Regions from separate parts of the Homo sapiens genome. Here region 2 is linked to region 1. Evidence: chromatin loops called from intact Hi-C (ENCODE). Cell type or tissue: Caco-2. All regions are shown on one strand. Each heading gives the region's core, and the rest is flanking DNA. Links, peaks and the distances in the headings are about the cores only.

The links. A loop is a pair of places that touch in the nucleus more often than their neighbours do. Peaks named below come from ENCODE experiments on the same cell type or tissue, not always from the same donor. Only the 100,000 strongest peaks of a DNase experiment are listed, where the experiment ranks them.
Region 2: it touches region 1 in a loop (2.6-fold over the local background); 11 of 110 quality-filtered maps call a loop at or near these places.

Annotation. Positions count from the first base shown.
Region 1 is chr15:59,156,476-59,165,933 of GRCh38, reverse strand. It overlaps MYO1E (myosin IE), which reads left to right. Exons shown (of 28, transcript NM_004998.4): 23 at 2,631-2,777; 24 at 4,704-4,861; 25 at 7,555-7,647. Among named protein-coding and RNA genes, the nearest start is that of MIR2116, 10 kb to the left of the region's middle. RefSeq lists enhancers at 1-22, 4,300-4,801. In Caco-2, for the core only: no CTCF peak of the experiment used is centred there; a DNase peak (open chromatin) is centred at 4,523.
Region 2 is chr15:59,410,179-59,419,636 of GRCh38, reverse strand. It overlaps a transcript of FAM81A not described here. Among named protein-coding and RNA genes, the nearest start is that of FAM81A, 23 kb to the left of the region's middle. RefSeq lists enhancers at 8,017-8,096, 8,107-8,156. In Caco-2, for the core only: no CTCF peak of the experiment used is centred there; no DNase peak of the experiment used is centred there.

The sequences.
Region 1 (9,458 bases), core at 1,044-9,043:
GCCACCAGGCATGACCAGACATGCCAAAGAAAGCTTTGAGCAAACAACCAAAACAGGAAGGCGTTTCATTCCTCACCCCAAAGGCCAAAAAGTGGAGCTTCTTGTTTTACTCTGGTCTTTTGCATGCACTCTACCTAATGCAGCCGGGTTCTTACACCTGGGCTAGGGTGCCAGGAGGCTTAGACTTTATTAATTCAAAATGACTTGGAAGAGCTCTTTTGAGCAGCTTTTCATAAGTGCTTTTTGGGGTTTTAGATTGCTGGCTGTACCTTTAAAGGTAAGTAGGAGGTGTTTGTTCCCAGGCACTATGGAACTGGCACGTTGGCCCTGAATTGCCTTTGCATGAGCTGTTGAGTGACGGAGATGAAAACCGTCTATTGTTTAAACCACTGCTTGTCAGGGTTTATCCTTGATCCCAACTATCACAGGAGTGGGCAAGAAGCATGGCTATGATGTGTGGATGTCTGAAAACAAACATCTGAGGTAATGATAATGACCAAGTGTTCCACCCAAATGGCTATTATTTGTCCAAAAAACACTGTAAAGGGTTCTGACTTTACGTCCAAGGGAAACTCTTTGGCTGCTCTTCAGTAAGCTGGCCATGAAAGGACCAAGCTCCTTTCCCCTGACACTGGCCTCTTGCTTCCAGTGAACTCCATTCACCGCCCCGCCCCACCCCCATGGTTTGCGCGTACTGCCATTCTACGCCTTCCTATCCAATTGTGCTGTGGTTCCTTCGACCTCTTTTTCTCCTGTGGATTACCAAGCCCCTTTCCTGTAGGAGGACTGAAAGTGGGTAATATGTAAACAGTAAGAATTTAATTTTTACAGTTCTAGAGACCGGGAAGTCCAAGGTCAAGGTGCAGGCAGATGTGGTGTCTGGTGAAGGCCCAGTCTTTTCTTTATAGATGGCGCCTCTTGTTGTGTCCTCACATGGGAGAATGACAGAAAGGGCAAACCACTCTGTCATACCTCTTCTGTAAGGTCACTAATCCAATTCATGAGGACCTCTTCCTTGTAACTTAATCACCTCCTTAAGGCCACACTTCTTAATACTAGCACATTGGTGAATGAGTTTCAACATCAGACCAAGGTAGAGGCTGTGGCTACAGCTACTGGCTCCATCACCTCTGGGTCACTAGCTCCCTGTCTCAGTCTGGAGAGAAGGTTCCTGACAAGCCTGAGATAGTCCCCCAAGATTCTCTGCCCAAGGGAGCCCTGTCATTCCAAGAAGGGCCCAACCCCTACCTTGACCTGTGAATGGGGCTGAACAGGGATACCACAGGAGTTTCCTTCTAAATGGATCAGATTTTACATGGAAGAAGGATCCAGGGTCTCAAAGATTCTCCACAGCTCAGTCCTCTTGTGATCCCCTTGCCTCATCATCTGGCTTTGTCACAGCCACAGTAATCCCACTGGTGCAGTGACACCAGGTGCTCTGAGAGCAGAGCAGAGCTCCTGAGTGATGCTGCAGGGCTCTGGATATACAAAGAACCGTGTCTGTGGCACTTGGAGAGAATAAAATGTTACCATGGTCAATTCACTGAAGCAGGTTTGCCTAATTTGTTTCTAATGCCTGGGAAAATGCTTACAATCCCTAACGAAATCTCATTCTTCAAAGGGTTGTCTTTGGTATTTGGCAGTGGTACTTGGAGATACTCGTAAACTTATATATTATAGTCTTTGGGGTGGTGGCCCCATTCACCTGAGTGATAAATCTAACAGGGAATGCAAATTCTCAATTACATACATGTTGTTGCTTTCTACCAAGCCTAGCCAGGCTTGAAGATGGAACTTTGTCTCATCAACCTCCCCTGACCAGCAAGCGTTTCCTCGGAGCTGGGTCTGCCTCAGCGTCTCTCTGCCATCACCCTATAGCTTGTAACACCTGCTCCCCTCCAGGCATAAATTTCTCCACAATCCCACCCTGTCCAAACATGCAGTTCCCGCAAAGGTGTGTTCTTTCCTTGTCTGACAAAATTCATTAGCTTGAAGGTGATGATTTTTGCTTGTTTGCTGTTTGTCCATTCTGGCCTTCGCATTTCTGAACTTGGATGTGTCTGTACGTTCTAGTAGCTCCTGGCCTACAGTGTCCACAGAGCACTGTTTGCCAGAAGGTTCTTAATAAGTACCTTGAAGTCCAGGATATTGGCTTCCCTCTTGAGAACCGAGCTTATGATTCTTCAAGTTCAAATTTACTACAATAGCTATAACCATATCATAAATTATACTAACTTGGAACTTAAATGTAGAGTCATCCCTTTTCAACTGCATTCTATTCATAACTTTCTGGATTTTTATGATCTTAAAAACACAAGTTGGACTTGAAAATGGATTTTTTTTTAATATGGGCTAAATTGTCCTTAAGTTCCTGATTGTAAAAATCATGTGGAAAAAGTACTTTGATCATGCTTTTGTTGGACTATAAACCTTCTTTGAAAGCAGATTTCAGCAATTTCATTATGTAATTCATTGTTGTTGGTTTTGTTTGAAAGATTATTACTTATAGAAAGAAAGACTGTAAAATCTTAGCACTATCTTGCAGGATTTTTAAAATGGAAGAAAAAAAAAACAATAGAGTAAACAGAAGCACAGCTTTCACCAAGTGTGTTTGTCCAATCTCTTTACAGTACTATGCAGGATGACATTTTTATTCTCCATGAGCAAGAGTATGACAGTTTGCTTGAATCTGTCTTCAAAACTGAATTCCTAAGCCTCTTAGCAAAGCGTTACGAGGAGAAGACCCAGAAGCAACTACCTCTGAAATTCAGCAATACGTAAGTCCGGATCTGGGACCCAGACTTCTGCGTGTAGCTAAAAAGGGGTCTTGATCGCACCCCTGCGATTCAGGATGGGGCTGGAGGAGGCCTGCGAGGAGAAGAGTGGGGTCTGGCTGGCCCCAGTGGAACCTTAGAGCCTGCAGAAGACAGTCTGGATAGTAGTCACAGACTTTGAAAAGGTTACTTTTGCATTTCTGTGAAATAATGACTTCATAGACTAGTGTATTTTATCATTTAGACAAAAATCACCTGAATGAGGCAGACAAAGGCAGATTTTTATGTATCACCCAAAAAAGGGTTTTTTTAATTTAGGAGAGCAGACAGGAGTAGAATCACACTGGAAGCAGATAAAAGTGACAGAGGTGGGGGTTTAAATTCCCCAAACCAATGCATAATAAAACCTGTTTATTGGTAGAGCCTCCGGGGGCTTGAGGACTATAGGTGGCCAACGTATTGTGTAGGTGGTTCACCTTTCTTTCTTTTTTTTTTTTTTTCTTTTTTTTTTCTTGAGATGGCGTCTCGTTCTGTTGCCCAGGCTGGCGTACAGTGGTGCGACCTTGGCTCACTGCAACCTCTGCCTCCCAGGTTCAAGCAATTCTCCTGCCTCAGCCTCCTGAGTAGCTAGGATTACAAGTGCTCACCACCACACCCAGCTAATGTTTTCTTATTTTTAGTAGATACGGGGTTTCACCATGTTGGCCAGGCTGGTCTTGAACTCCTAACCTCAAGTGATCCACCCGCCTCGGCGTCCCAAAGTGCTGGGATCACAGGCTTGAGCCACCATGCCCAGCCTCACCTTCATTTCTTTTGGCAACATGATCTAATGGACCAGGTACTGGCTGGCATACTGTTGACCCTCTAATCTCATATTTGCTGAGTAAGAGTTATTTAGCTAGTCTGGGCAATATAGTAAGACCACATCTCTACAAAAAGTAAAAAATAAAAAAAAAATTAGCCGAGTATGGTGGTGCATGCCTGTAGTCCCAGCTACTCGGGAGGCTGAGGTGGGAGGATACTTGAGCCCAGGAGGCAGAGGTTGCAGTGAGCTGAGACCGCACCACTGCACGCCAGCCTGGGCAACAGAGCAAGACCCTGTCTAAAACACAGAAAGAAAGTTATTTAGCTTTTCTTTTTAAATTTCCCCATCTATAAAATGGGAATATCCTCCATCTTTTCCTAGCTACAAAAATAAGGCCAAGACAAAGCCTTTATATCATGATGAGGGAAACTTATAATAGGCAGCTACTTAAAATTATGATTTTTCCTTCTTATGATATCAGAAAATATAACTTAAAAACAGAATAAGGATTGCATAATACAGGCATATATGCAATATAGAAGCATTAAAACTGGATGGGGAGTTTGGGAATTGCAGGTAAATCCTGCCTTCTATTTGGATTTTGGTTGCTAGTGTGTGTCTTTTTCCATCCCTGGGTGGGCTGTGATGGTGCAAGAATAGTACAGGACTAAACAAAGCCAGGTTCTATGCTAGAGTCCTCAAGCTGGCCTGTGTCTGGCATCTCTCAGTCCTCCACAAGCACAGAATCAGGGACAACAGCTGGAAGCACAATGACAGCACAGCGGTATGACCTGGAAATTGTCTCTTTCCTCTGTCCCCTCAGCAGGCGCCTCTGAGACCACCTGACAGAGTGGCACTGGCACATTAGCCAGATGTACCTCCCTCACCACCTGGTGTCTCACGGTACCGGGCCCCAGATGCTCCTTTTTCTGGCTCATTGTCATGCAGCGACAGTGCCACCCCATGGATGCGGTGCGCATCCTCAGGGCCCTGCTCCTGGTGTAGATTGTCCGTTCTCGCCTCATGTTTATGCTTTTCCAGCAGCAGAACTCCGTGGCGGGATCTCTGAGCACCGTTTTCTCACTGCGTCCTTCGACCTGTTAACCCCACTGTGCTTTTTGCAGGCTTGAACTGAAGTTGAAAAAGGAAAACTGGGGCCCCTGGAGTGCAGGGGGCTCCCGGCAAGTGCAGTTCCACCAAGGGTTTGGGGACCTGGCTGTCCTCAAGCCCAGTAACAAAGTGCTGCAGGTCAGCATCGGACCTGGACTGCCCAAGAACTCCCGTAAGTGCTCCACGGGCCCTGCAGGCAGAACTGCCGCCGCTCCCCCGAGTCTCCCGAGCAAATGCTGCAAACATGTGCACAGATGTGGGGGCTGAGAATCAGTACACCTTCTGCTTGCTGGGGCTCACGCTTTCTTCAGAATGGAACATTTCAAACTAAAGCAACAGCAAGGAAAATGAGCAGGTTAAAAGTTTCTGAGGGACTTAGTACTTATGTATCAGTACACCTGGCATTACAATATTGTGGTTAAAACAAATCAAAGTTTGTTAGCTTCAAATTTCCCCTCCCTTTCCAGTCAGATCTTGTCCACAATACCAACATCATCCTCTATGCCACCTTTAAAGAAATTGACTGGGCCCGGCGTGGTGGCTCACACCTATAATCCCAGCACCTTGGGAGGCCAAGGCCGGACGATCGCTTGAACCCAAGAGTTCCAGACCAGCCTGAGTAACATGGCAAAACCCTGTCTCCACACACAAAAATAAAAATGTAAAAATTAGCCAGGCATGGTGGTGCATGCCTGTAGTCCCAGCCACTCCGGAGGCTGAGGTGGGAGGATGGCTTGAGCCTGGGAGGTCAAGGCTGCAGTAAATCATGATCTTTACTGGGGTGCCACTGCACCCCAGCCTAGGTGACAGAGCAAGACCCTGCCTCATTAAAAAAAAGAAGATGAAAAAGAAATAAAACACCATACACACACACACACACACACACACACACACACACACACACACACGCACTACCTCAAACCCCAGTCTAACTCCTTCCCTGGCCTTTATTTTTGTATTTATAATTGATATTTATAAACTTATATCTATAGCACACAGCATAGAATAATCATACATGCTATGTATGCATATACTGTGATATTGTTCTAAGATTTAGCCTGTGTGTGATCACACACATGAAGATGCCTTATATAAAATAACTGTTTCTAGGCCAGGCACGGTGGCTCATGCCTATAATCCCTGCACTTTGGGAGGCCGAGGCAGGCGGACTACCTGAGGTCAGGAGTTTGAGACCAGCCTGACCAACACCCAGTCTCTACTAAATACAAAAAACTAGCCAGGTGTTGTGGCGTATGCCTGTAGTCCCAGCTACTTGGGAGGCTGAGGCAGGAGAATTGCTTGAACCCAGGAGGTGGAGGTTGCAGTGAGCTGAGATCGCGCCATTGCACACCAGCCTGGGCAACAAGAGCGAAACTCCATCTCAAAAATTAATTAATTAATTAGCCATTTCTCAAATCTGTCTGCAAAGGTACACCTTAACATGTTCTCTAACATATTAATACAATACCAGCAAATGCCATCATATCTTTATATATGTAGAGCCACTCAGAAAATGTTGATGTATGTCTGTGTATCCGTTAGTACTTGCAGAAAACAGACAGCAACTTTTGGAGGGATTTCTGAAGCGATTTTTCAGTGAAAAGATGTGGACGGGGTTTAGGGAACAAAGTAGGGACCCAGGGAAAGGGAGTGGCAGGAAATCATTATTATCCGCAAACCTGAAGCAGCAGAGGGAGGAACGAGGTGAACTGAAGGCTACAGTCAGGAAGGAGGCACATGAAGTCCCCCACCTCCCTCCTGACACTCCAGTCTCCTTCCAGTGCCTCCTGTTGGCCTGGCCTATAGGCCTCACCCCACTGGAAGGCAGAGGCCTGGCTGTCCACAGGACTCAGACCCCAGGGCACAGAGCCGGGCAAAGAAAGGCTGCAAATAACCAGCAGGCTATGTTTGTGCGGCGGGCCCCCGAGGGGAAATTGCCCAATAGGTGTTGGATTCTATCTTATTTGGGGTGGCGAGAGTGGCCTAGGTACTGGGAGGGAAGCGTCCAGCAGGCCACACTGGGTTTGCCCCGATCCCACGTGGTCGGTTCTCCCAGGCCCTAGAGCTGCAGCTCCTTTGCTGTGTTTGCACTGTGCACCTTGTCACCTCCTACCCTTCTCTATTCTTCAGCTCTTCTCTTTATAAGAAATTCCCTCTGCACCCCTCTTCCAGCTGGTTTAATCCTACCTTCCTTCCTGTTCCATTCAAGACCCTATTGTTTTTCTTCCCCACATAGATGTCTCTGCAGAGATCTCCTCTGGCTCCTCTGGCCCTGCTGTCCAGCCCTGACTGTGACCCACAGTGTGTTCCTTTGGCCCCAGCTTGTTCCTCATTCCTTCATGTCTGTGTCAAGGGTACAAGTCTGCTTCTCCTCCTTGTGGTCTGTGTTTAGTTCAAGGACCGTAGAACACACACTCTTGCGTGCAAGGCGCTTGACGTAGGCAGGTGTGCAGTCAGTGCCAGAACGGGCTTCATGCCAACCCCGTTGATCCGCAGCATTAGTGAACCTGCTCAGCCACTTAGCATTTAGAACATGAATGCAAATGTTTAAATGTTCCATCTGTCTCTTTTAAAAGTCTGTAAAAATAGAAACACCTTTGTAAGATGACCAATCCTTCTTTAAGAACCACTGTCTCTAACATTTCAAAACTGTACCTCTATAACCCTGTCCTCCAGCCCCTCCCACCCAATAGCTACCATTACATACTTCCCTCAACGGCTCCTTCTCCACTGCAACTGTTCTCCTGCAGATCCACCTGAGAGCTGGAATCCAAGCTTCTCAAAAATTTTCCATATGCAAAGAACCATGAGGATCCATAAAACCAACCAGTAGCACTGGTTTTAACTTTGTCTTGTTTATTTCAGGTCCTACCAGAAGGAACACTACCCAAAATACAGGTTATTCCAGTGGGACTCAAAATGCCAACTACCCAGTGAGAGCTGCCCCTCCTCCCCCAGGTAAGCCAGCTACGTACCGTAGTCTGGGACCACTAAATCTGGACCCATAACTTATAAAATATGTTTGGGAAGAAACCCATTAGCAAATCAATGCACACATATTAACCAGGCATGGACCATTTCAGTGCCACATGTACAACACAGCAGCCCTACTTGAGACCTCAAAATTCAGAAAAATAGGAGTCAGTGAGACTGAACTGCGGCTGAGTTTGCAATCTGGATTTCATTACCTCGAAATATTACTCCCTTAGGAAAGGCTTCTGACAGAGAGAAAGGAGTTCCTTGTCCGTAACAACCAGACTGTTGTCAGCTTTTAAGACACAGGATGCTGCTTTATGGAAATAGGAGTTTACAGGTCTAACCCCACCACCACTACCCAGCTCCGGCCAAATACCACTACAGCAGCACCCCCTTATCCTCGGGGGATGCATTCCAAGACGCCCAGTGGGGGCTTGAAAATGCAGATATTACCAAAACCTATCTATACTTTTCCAGTTTGAGTTTTCCACAAAACCAGCAGAAATTTTTTTCTGTCTTCACAGTGTTACAGATAGAAGATATATTGTTACTGAATTTACTTAAAGGAAGCGCTTTCACTTAAAGGAAGCGCTTAATGGCTTCTCTTTGGCATACCCAAATTGCCAGCTTCCTGGGGCCATTATGAATAACAAGATGGCTGCTTAGTGACTGATGATGGGGTAGCACACACAGCATGGATAGGCTGGGCAAAGGGACGATTCGTGTCCTGGCGGGACAGGGTGAGATGGCACACAACCTAAGCCTTAGGAATTGTTCATTCCTGGAACTTTAATTTAATATTTCCAGGCCACAGTTGACCATGGGTAACTGAAACAGTGGAAAGCAAAATCATGGATAAGGAGGGGAGGGGGCTACTATTTTGTAAGTTATAGCAGCTTAATGACTGAATAGAAGAAATCTGTTTTCTATTTATTTTCTGAGATTAGGATTCAGGAGGCCTGTTCAAAAAAACAAAGTAATATCTGAGAGTATTACAAAATTGTTATAAAATTTATGCTCATATTTCATATTTATCTCTTCTTTTTTTGGGATGGGGTCTCAGTTGCCCAACTGGAGTGCAGTGGTGCCATCATAGCTCACTGCAGCCTCAGCCTCCCTGGATCAAGTGATCCTCCCACCTCAGCCCCTTGAGTAGCTGGGACTACAGGCACGCACCACCACACCTGGCTCTTTTTTTTTTTACTCTTTGTAGACACGGAGTCTCACTGTGTTGCCCAGGCTGGTCTTGAACTCCTAGGTTCAAGCAGTCATCCCACCTTGGCCTCCCAAAGTGTTGGGATTGAAAGTGTGAGCCACTGCACCTGGCCTCTCATTTTTAATAGTAAAAATATAACTGACATATCCAGACACTCTAAACCTGAATCTAAGATTTTCTGTCTCTAAAAATCTGTGTAGTGTTTGCAGAATGCTTGCAAAAATACATAAAATCTTTTAATGTTTTTCCATCACTCACAAAATTCAGTTCATAAAAAATTACTCCCAGAGTGTTTGGTATTAAGCAGTTTAGAATTCTAAGTCTGATAGGGTCATTTTGAGACTGTATTTGATTCCAGTCTTCCCAGCCAAGAGAATTCTATTTGTACCAATGTCCAAGATAAGGAGTAAAAAGCATTTCTTGAGGCTGGTCATGGTGGCTTACGCCTGTAATCCCAACACTTTGGGAGACCAAGGCAGGAGACTTGCTTGAGACCGGAAGTTAGAGCCCAGCCTGGGCAACACAGCAAAACCCCATCTCTACAAAAATGTTCTTAAAAATTAGCTGCAGCCAGGCG
Region 2 (9,458 bases), core at 467-8,466, 250 kb before region 1:
CTCCCAAAGTACTGGGATTACAAGCTTGAGCCACCGTGCCCGGCCTGTTGTTTTTTAATAGAATTCAAACACAGGAAACCATTGGGAAGAAATGAAAGAGAGGGTAATGAAGTACTAAATAATGTGGTTCACACTTCAAGTACTGTAGAAGGTCAGAAAAGAATGAGTTCTTTCCTATGAAAAGAGGAGAGGAAACTTAAAATGGTCCTTGATGAACGTGTTGCAATTTCATACATAGAAGAGAGATTAGGGGAAGTTTCTAGGGAGGAAACAGGGAGTTCAAAGGCACAAAAGTGAGAGTTATTTAATATCTCTTATTGTATCTTCCACTTCCCTAAATGAGAAGAATAACAGGATTTGTTTTAGTTAAATCATAGGTTTTTATGAGAGGGTTAAATGAGATGGTTTTTGTAATTGCTTTATAGATTAAAGGGTTATTCAAATTATTCCTTACTACTGCTGATATTATCGTTGTTATGGGCGTGCCTACTGTGTTCAGGACATTACCCTAGGCCTACAGATAATCGAACTGATGAAATGATTTTAGTAACCAACTACCAGTGACTTAAAACCAGAATACCAGTTTCTAATTTCTACAACTTAGGATGAAACCAGCCAAGAGATTTGAATCAGTCTTCTGCCTAAGACATTTTTTTTCTACAGCCAGTCTGTTCAGAAATCAAATTGTAGATCAGAAGGATAATGATGACAATATTAACACTGGTCATCATTAATTGTATATCAATGGACAGGGCTGTCTGCACACATGCCCTTGCTAATTCCTCACAGCAGTTCTGTGAGGAGGAGACATCACCTCCATTCTGCAGGAAAGGAAACTGGGGCTCAGATAATTTAAATAAGCTATCCATCTTCAGAACTAATAACTGATGAGCCTGGATTTAAACACATGCTTGTCTGGCTTCAAAGCCTAAGCTCTTTCCCCATGTTAGCAGACATGAAGAGGAAATCGAGCAAGGAAAGTCGCCCTTTACGGTTTTTCCTACCATGCCTGGGTAACATGAACAACAAATTGGGAGGAAAAAATAGCTGAATACATGAACTAAACTGAACATTGCACCAAGCTTGGGAAACACCTTCATAACCTGGATCGAGCTATTGATTAGACCAGATTCTAACACCCTTTCTAAACTTTCTTGCTCTACTTTTGGGGAGAATGGATTCAAGAGAACCAACCAGCTTGCCCTTGTAAATTACAGGGGTAAAAATGTTTTCTAAACAGGAAAAGGCAGGGTTATAGCTGATGAGTTTGATTGATTGTAAAACTCAGTTAGATAAATTGCATCCAAAGAACTTCTTCTCCACGTAAGGTAGCTTTTCTGTTGTCACTGTTTGTTGCCTCTGCCCCCATAGCTCATTTCTCATCACAGCCTCACAACTACCTCACAGCTCACATCGTGCCCTCAATGTGCTTGCACTGTGAAGAGAATGCTACCGTATTTGTGCTCTAGAAGAGAAGAAAGTGTCAGCTTGTCTTCCCGACAAAGTTAGATAAAAAATCCTATTTTAAAAGGATGAGTTCATATCCTTTGTAGGGATATGGATGAAACTGGAAACCATCATTCTCAGCAAACTATCACAAGGACAGAAAACCAAACACCACTTGTTCTCACTCACAGGTGGGGAATGAACAATGAGAACACTTGGACACAGGAAGGGGAACATCACACACCGGGGCCTGTCGTGGGTTGTGGGGAGGGAGGAGGGATAGCATTAGGAGATAAACCTAATGTAAATGACGAGTTAATGGGTGCAGCACACCAACAGGGCACATGTATACATATGTAACAAACCTGCATGTTGTGCACATGTACCCTAGAACTTTAAAGTATAATAAAAAAAATAAAAGGGATAATCAAGCAAAAAAAATCTTTTTATTTTTATTTATTTATGTATTTATTTTGGAGACAGAGTCTCACTCTGTTGCCCAGGCTGGAGTGTAGTGGCATGATCTGGGCTCACTGAAACCTCTGCCTCCCAGGTTCATGCAATTCTCCTGCCTCAGCTTCCTGAGTAGCTGGGATTACAGGCGTGCACCATTATGCCTGGCTAATTTTTTTTTTTTTTGTATTTTTAGTAGAGACGGGGTTTCACCATGTTGGCCAGGCTGGTCTCGAACTCCTGACCTCAAGTGACCTGTCCACCACGGCCTCCCAAAGTGCTGGGATTACAGGTGTGAGCCAACACATCCAGCCAGAAAAGCTTGTTTTTTTGTTTGTTTGTTTGTTTGTTTGTTTTTAAATAGCTACTTTGATCATAAAGTAAGTTGAACATTTAGAGGTTGGGGAGGCAACATTAAGAAAACGAAGTAAATATAAAAGGGGAGGCGACAGGGTGGTACGGCATGTGACCACTAACTCAGCATCCTCAGGCTCCGAGAGGGACAGAATCAGAATGTGGAGAGCACAGCCTGGGTATTCAGCACGCATCCATCTGGACCTTCAGCAAGCTGAACTCACTTTCTATCTATAGCATCCCTCATTTTGTTTTTCTTTTAAAAATGTATTTCCCAGGATTCTTTCAGGGCAACCACAGAAGTGTCTTAGCTCCTTCCCCATGTCTCCCCCTACCCCAGCCCCCATCATCCTCTTCAGTGATTCTGGGCATAGCACCAGATGCAGACACGACGGCACAAGTCTAGGATGGGGACTCTTTGGCTGCTTACTCGCAGAAAGAACTTTGAAAAACTATGCACCTTCCTGTATATTTTTAGGTTGGCATCTAAAATTTGTCACCATAAGTTCAAATAGTTGCACAAAATGTAATTTCCAGCATAATGATATTTGAAAATAGAATGGTTCCAGCACCCTTTGGAATGATTCCAGTGACCGCTAAGCATGACAGGTATGGGATACCTGCTTCATAGGGTCATTATGCAGACTCAAGGGCTGAATAGAGGCACAGTGCCCGGCACATGATAAATACTTTATCTTTGTCGTATGTGTGGGTGTATAGAGAGAGAGGGAAAGAGACGGCAAGATGTTAGCAGTAAATCTTAGGAGGGATTGTAGCAGATGATGTTGATGCCCCACCCCACATCCCTTCAGCTCCTGTTTGAGTTCACTCACAGCTGTGGTTCACAGTTTCTGCCATGGGAAGACTTGACACCTCAAATGACGCATCTCACGGCTTCTCTGCCAGAGGGCTTTCTCCAGCACAGAGAAGCGTGCAATACTACTGGTTAGGCACAACCTGGAAACTGAGGCAGCTGACTTTCTCAGGGTTGACTCTTAACCAAAGGGGAGAGGAGGCAGTGGACAAAAGCCCCCGTCTCTCCATCCTTTGGCGAGACAAATGGGAAGCTTATCGTGCATGGTTTCCCAGAAGGTCCCCAGGACGGAGCCCCGGTTGCACACAGCGGTGACCACCACAGGAATGCACATATTATTACTGTGTTTTCCTTTCCTGTCCCATGTCCTGCACCCTTTCACTTGTGCTTTCTGGGATCACCTCCCAAATAAATGTCCTGTACCCAAGTTCTCTCAGGATCTCCTTTGAGGGAAACCCAACCAAGTCCAGGAGATATGGGGATTCATTATAGTGCTCTTTCCATTTTTCTGTGGTTTGAAACTTTCCAAAGTAAACATATAAACAGATTTGTTTAAATGTTTTAGAAGAGCAGCCCTACAGTATGTTCAGGGATTGTACCTGGCTGTGTGCTCCAGAACCCAGTCTGTGACCCTCCCAGAGATTCTGTAAACTACTGAGTATCCCTTAATCAGTTCATTTCTGCTTAACAACAAATCATTGATATTGAATGGTTTTAGTAGCAAGAGGTATAGGAGAGTGGTTCTGAATGTGGAATCCTTCCATCACTCAAGAGCAGCTAACTCCTCTCAGCCTCTGTATTATTCTTTTTGCTGTCATTAAATAAAAAATCATGAACTTAGTGGCTTAAAGCAGCACAAACTTATTATCTTACGGTTCTGCAGGTCAGGGGTCTAAGATAGGCCTCACTGGGCTAAAATCAAAATGTATGTAGAGCTGCATTCTTTTTAGAGGCTCTAGAAAAAGTTTAGTTTCCTTGCCTCTGCCAGCTTCTAGAGGCTGCCTGCATTCTTTGGCACATGACAGAAGATCAAGTCCTTTCAACGTAGCATCTCTCCAAGCCTCTCGTCTGCCTCCCTGTTCCACTTTTAAGCACTCATGATTAGATTGGCCCCATCTCAAGATCAGCTGATTAGCAATCTTAATTTCCTTTTGCTGGGTGCGGTGGCTCACGCCTGTAATCCCAGCATTCTAGGAGGTCAAGACAAGAGGATCACGAGGTCAGGAGTTCAAGACCAGCTTGGCCAACATGGTGAAACCCCCGTCTCTACTAAAAATACAAAAATTAGCCAGGCGTGGTGTTACATGCCTGTAATCCCAGCTACTCGGGAGGCTGAGGCAGGAGAATTGCTTGAACCCAGGAGGCGGAGGTTGCAGTGAGCCGAGATCGTGCCACTGCACTCCAGCCTGGGTGACAGAGCAAAATTTCATCACGAAAAGAAAAAAAAAAAAACAGGCTGGGCACGGTGGCTCACGCCTGTAATCCCAGCACTTTGGGAGGCCGAGGCAGGCAGATCGTGAGGTCAGGAGATCAAGACCATCCTGGCTAATACAGTGAAAACCCATCTCTACTAAAAATACAAAAAAATTAGCCAGGCATTGTGGCGGACGCCTGTAGTCCCAGCTACTTGGGAGGCTGAGGCAGGAGAATGGTGTGAACCTGGGAGGCGGAGCTTGCAGTGAGCTGAGATCCCACCACTGCACTCCAGCCTGGGTGACAGAGCGAGACTCCATCTCAAAAAAAAAAAAGTTTTTTCCTTTTACCACGTCAGGTAATGAAGGAGTTCAGGAAATGCCATCGCTAAATACACCAGTTTGCTATATTGATTACTTAGAGCTGGAGGTACTTGAAAAACAGCAAATGCAAGGGGAGGCTTTCTCTTAATTCCCCATCTGCCTAAATACAGATCCTCAAAAAAGAACTCAGTTGTCACCAGTCCCCTCCTCAGGAGTTTCATCAGCTAGGGAAGATTAACTCATCACAGGAGAGAAAACAAGAAGCCAACACCACACCAAGAGAAGGGCCCATTCATTTTTATTCCAAAATCACTTACTCTCTCCTAAATTGCCTACATACCTCCTCCTCTCTCCCCTGTGAAGAGGGCATACAAGCTCCTAAATCCCACTGGTTTTGGGGGTATTCCCTTTTCTTTCCTGTGATGCCCCATGCACACAGTACATTTGTATAACTTTTCTCCTGTTAATCTGCCTGTTGTCAGTTCATTTCATGGACTCAGCTATGAAACCCACGGAGAGTGAGGGGAAGTCTTTCCTCTCCTACAGTAGCATATTCACTAGTTCCAAGAATTAGAATGTGGGCCAGGTGTGGTGGCTCACACCTATAATCCCAGCACTTTAGGAGGCCAAGGCGGGCGGATCACTTGAGGCCAGGAGCTCAAGATGAGCCTGGCCAACATGGTGAAACCCTGTCTCTACTAAAAATACAAAAATTAGCTGGGCGTGGTGATGGCGCACACCTGTAATCCCAGCTACTCAGGAGGCTGGAAGAGAATCGCTTGAACCCGGGAGATGGAGGTTGCAGTGAGCCGAGATCATGCCACTGCTCTCCAGCCTGGGTGACAGAGTGAGATTCTGTCTCTAAAAAAAGAAAAAGAATTAGAATGTGGACGTCTTTGGGAGGGCTACCATTCTACCTGCCAGAGCCTCACAGCAGCCTGACCCTCATCTCTCCCTTCTCAAGGATGATAAGAACACCTGGGAGGAAGCTGTGGGCTGTGGCTTCCCAAGCAAATAGGTTTGCTGAGGAAATGAAAACAGCCATCTACCAATGGCTTAAACAGGAACTCTTTTTTTTAGAGACAGGGGTCTCACTATGCTGCCCAGGCTGGTCTCAGACTCTGGCCTCAAGCTATCCTCCCGCCACTGCTTTGCAAAGTGCTGGGATTACAGGCAGGAGCCACCATACCTGACCAAAACAAGAGCTCTTGCATGCTACAATAAGGAACAGCAGATAATGGCTTAGAACTCTGTTTGCATATTTAGGCTCAAGTACAGAGACTTTTTGATTTGCCCAAGATTATATCCCCTGAAATAAGAAAATCAGCTATTAATTCCTCAGTTCACAGGGTGTGATATAGGGTGGGTGGTTGTGTGTGTGTGTGTGTGTGTGTGTGTGTGTGTGTGTGTGTGTGTTTAATGCTCTCAACCCAGTTTTGAGGCCCTGGCTAGAGATGGTCAGTTCCTCCTCTTGGGCAGCCAGTTACGTTCGCACCTCAACCACCTCCCTGACTGGGCCCTCACACTCTGGGCTACCACACACCCACCCTAACTGCCCTGGGCCAGGTGCCAGACAACGAGGGACAGCCCCTATGTCCCAGAGCCCAGTGAAATTATTCAAATTAGCCAGTAGTAAGCCATGTTCCCCCATCTCCCACAGAGACCACAAGAAAGGAGAATTTCCACAGCCACCCCTTCTCCCCCTTTGCCACGTGACTGACCTGGGGCTTCACCTGAGTGGCCTTGTGTGGCGTGCTGTTGCTCCCAAGGGAGCTGCACGTATAACAAAACTGTGAAATTCTGGTTTCTCTCTCTTGATCTGCACCTTCACTTAAGGTAGCATGTTTACAACACAGGGTACGTGTGTTTGGTTTTTCTTACGTTTTAATTTTTGATTGATTTCTTTCCCCCTGAAAAGGAGCTCAGGGAGGACCTTTCTCAACCAGTTCAAGGCTAATTTTAATGTCAACAGAGGAAAGCCCAGAAAGGCCTGGGGCAACACTCTGCCTTCCTACCCCGATGCCCAGAGTTTCCCTCGGGCCACTCCACAGCAGATGGCAGCAGAGACAGTCCAGGGAGGGACCCACTGTAACACCGTAACACCTTTTTTTTTTTCTGTGACAGGGTCACCCAGGCTGGAGTGCAATGGTGCGATCACAGCTCACTGCAGCCTCAACCTCCTGGACTCAGGCAATTCTCCCACCTCAACCTCCAGAATAGCTGGGACTACAGACGCATACCACCACGCCAAGCTAATTTTTGTATTTTTTTGTAGAGATAGGGTTTCGCCATGTTGCCGAGGCTAATCTTAAATTCCTGGGCTCAAGAGATCCACCAGCCTCAGCCTCCCAAAGCGTTGGGATTACAGACATGAGCCACTGTGCCCGGCTTGTAACACTATTCTTTGGAACCGTCTTTTGATTAATCCAAAAACCAGCTTGCGGGGTAGCAACATAAATTCTGACTGAAGAAAGTTTCTCCTTCATGAATAACTGCTTTACAGCAAGTCTTTTCTGTTTCAGCAAGTCTTTTCTCTCCCCAACAAAACTCCTGAACCTCCCGTGCCATCATAAACACTAAACTGCCCCAAATTTGCAACCTTACTGCCCCATCTTAGGAGTCCCAGCCCCCAGTCCACTATGCTGGACTGTCTCTATAGCACAATCTCCCCACTCAGAGGAACAGAGAAGCTGGGCCCACATGCAGATCTAGGCCAACAGCCCCCAAAATCGAAGCCCTCCTTGTGGCCTCTCCCCTCTGCCCCTCCCACCTCACTCTATCCCATTCTCCCCCTTTCTCTTCACTGTAATAGCCTCTCATCCCCCGTTTTTTTTTTTTGTTTGTTTCTTTTTCTGCCCACTCAAGTAAAGGCTGCAGCAGGTTCCACCCCAGGGCACTCACCTAAGACAAATAAAGATTAAAGTATTTTTGTTGTTGTTGTTGTTGAGACGGATTGCAGTGGTGCAGTCTCGGCTCACTGCAACCTCCACCTCCTGGGTTCAAGGGACTCTCCTGCCTCAGCCCCCAGACTCAGCTGGGACTACAGGTGCCTGCCATGCCTGGCTAATTTTTGTATTTTTAGTAGAGATGGGGTTTCACCATGTTGGCCAGGCTGGTCTCAAACTCCTGGCCTCAAGCGATCCTTTCATCTCGGCCTCCCAAAGTGCTGGGATTACAGGAGTGAACCACTGCATCTGGCCAATTAAAGTATTTTCTTCCTCCTGGTGGAGGGAGATGATTTCACACCTATGAGGGTGAGAAGATGGAAAGTTTCTGAAACTTTTGTCTTTTCCCTGCTCTGAAGGAGAAGTGGGTGCAGCTGTGCTGAGTTTGTTGCGTTTGAGGGCTACTGTATACATTCTGATCAATACTCTGAGTAATTTACTTCCCCTCTTCATGTTTCCAGCTGAGCTATTTGTCAACTTTTCTTGTGGGAACCCCAGTGATCTCTATTGGAAGATGCATATATACCTCTTTGTTTCTGCTATGGATTGATACTCATCTTCTCCTCTGAGTCCAGTCCTGGGCTCCCAGCAACCGTACATAGAAAGAGCCCTTCCCTCCAGCAGGCATCCTCTGCCCCAGCGACTGTTCCCAAAGCAAATCCCAGCCTGTGCTCTGTGCATGGTCCCTAACCCTCCTTGATCTGTGCGTTATGATATTTGGGGTCATTCACAGGGCAAGATCTTAGAATAAAGTAATTATAAAAGCTAATATACTTTAACATAATGTTCAAAAGCTGAATGAAAAGCCTGGTGTAAAATCTATACTAAAGAAACATCTGGGCCTGGCGCGGTGGCTCACCTCTGTAATCCCAGCACTTTGGGAGGCCGAGGCAAAAGGATCATTTGAGGCCAGGAGTTCGAGACCAGCCTGACCAACATGGTGAAACCCGTCTCTACTAAAAATACAAAAATTAGCTGGGTGTGGTGACGCATGCCTGTAATCCCAGCTATTCAGGAGGCTGAGGCAGGAGAGTTACTTGAACTCAGCAGGTGGAATTCAGCCAAGATCAGTAAGCCGAGATCAGCCACTGCACAATAGCCTGGGTGAAGGAGCCAACAGAGCAAGACACTGTCTCAAAGAAAAGTAAAGAAACATCTGTTGCTTGAGCTTGGTTTAAATACAACATTGTTCAAATGCATTTTCTAACTTTTAAAATGTTTCTTTCTTTCACACACAGGATGTGGGACTGTTCTCTGGTTAATGAGTTACCCATTTCTCTGTTGGCTCTGGGTCACCAGGAAGGACCAGGAGTTCCTTCTCCTTCAGTCACTCTGGTTTTTTTCTCGTAGTCCACAGCTCATATTCTCCTTCTTGCCTCACTCATCCCAGGGAGGAAGCCAGAGGTGAGTGTGGGAGGCACAGAGGAGGATAAGGTTTACTTAAGGTTAAGAGCTAAGTTATTTGTGTGGACTGAATTCAGCTAGCTCTACTAACTCTGTAACCTTGGATAAGTTAGCTTAACCTCTTTAAGCCTCAGTTTTCTGAAACTTTCTTCTGTACTAGTAATTTCTTCTTCTTCTTCTTTTTTTTGGACATGGAGTTTCGCTCTTGTTGCCCAGGCTGGAGTGCAATGGTGCAATCTCAACTCACTGCAACCTCTACCTCCCGGGTTCCAGCTATTCTCTGCCTCAGCCTCCTAGGTAGCTGGG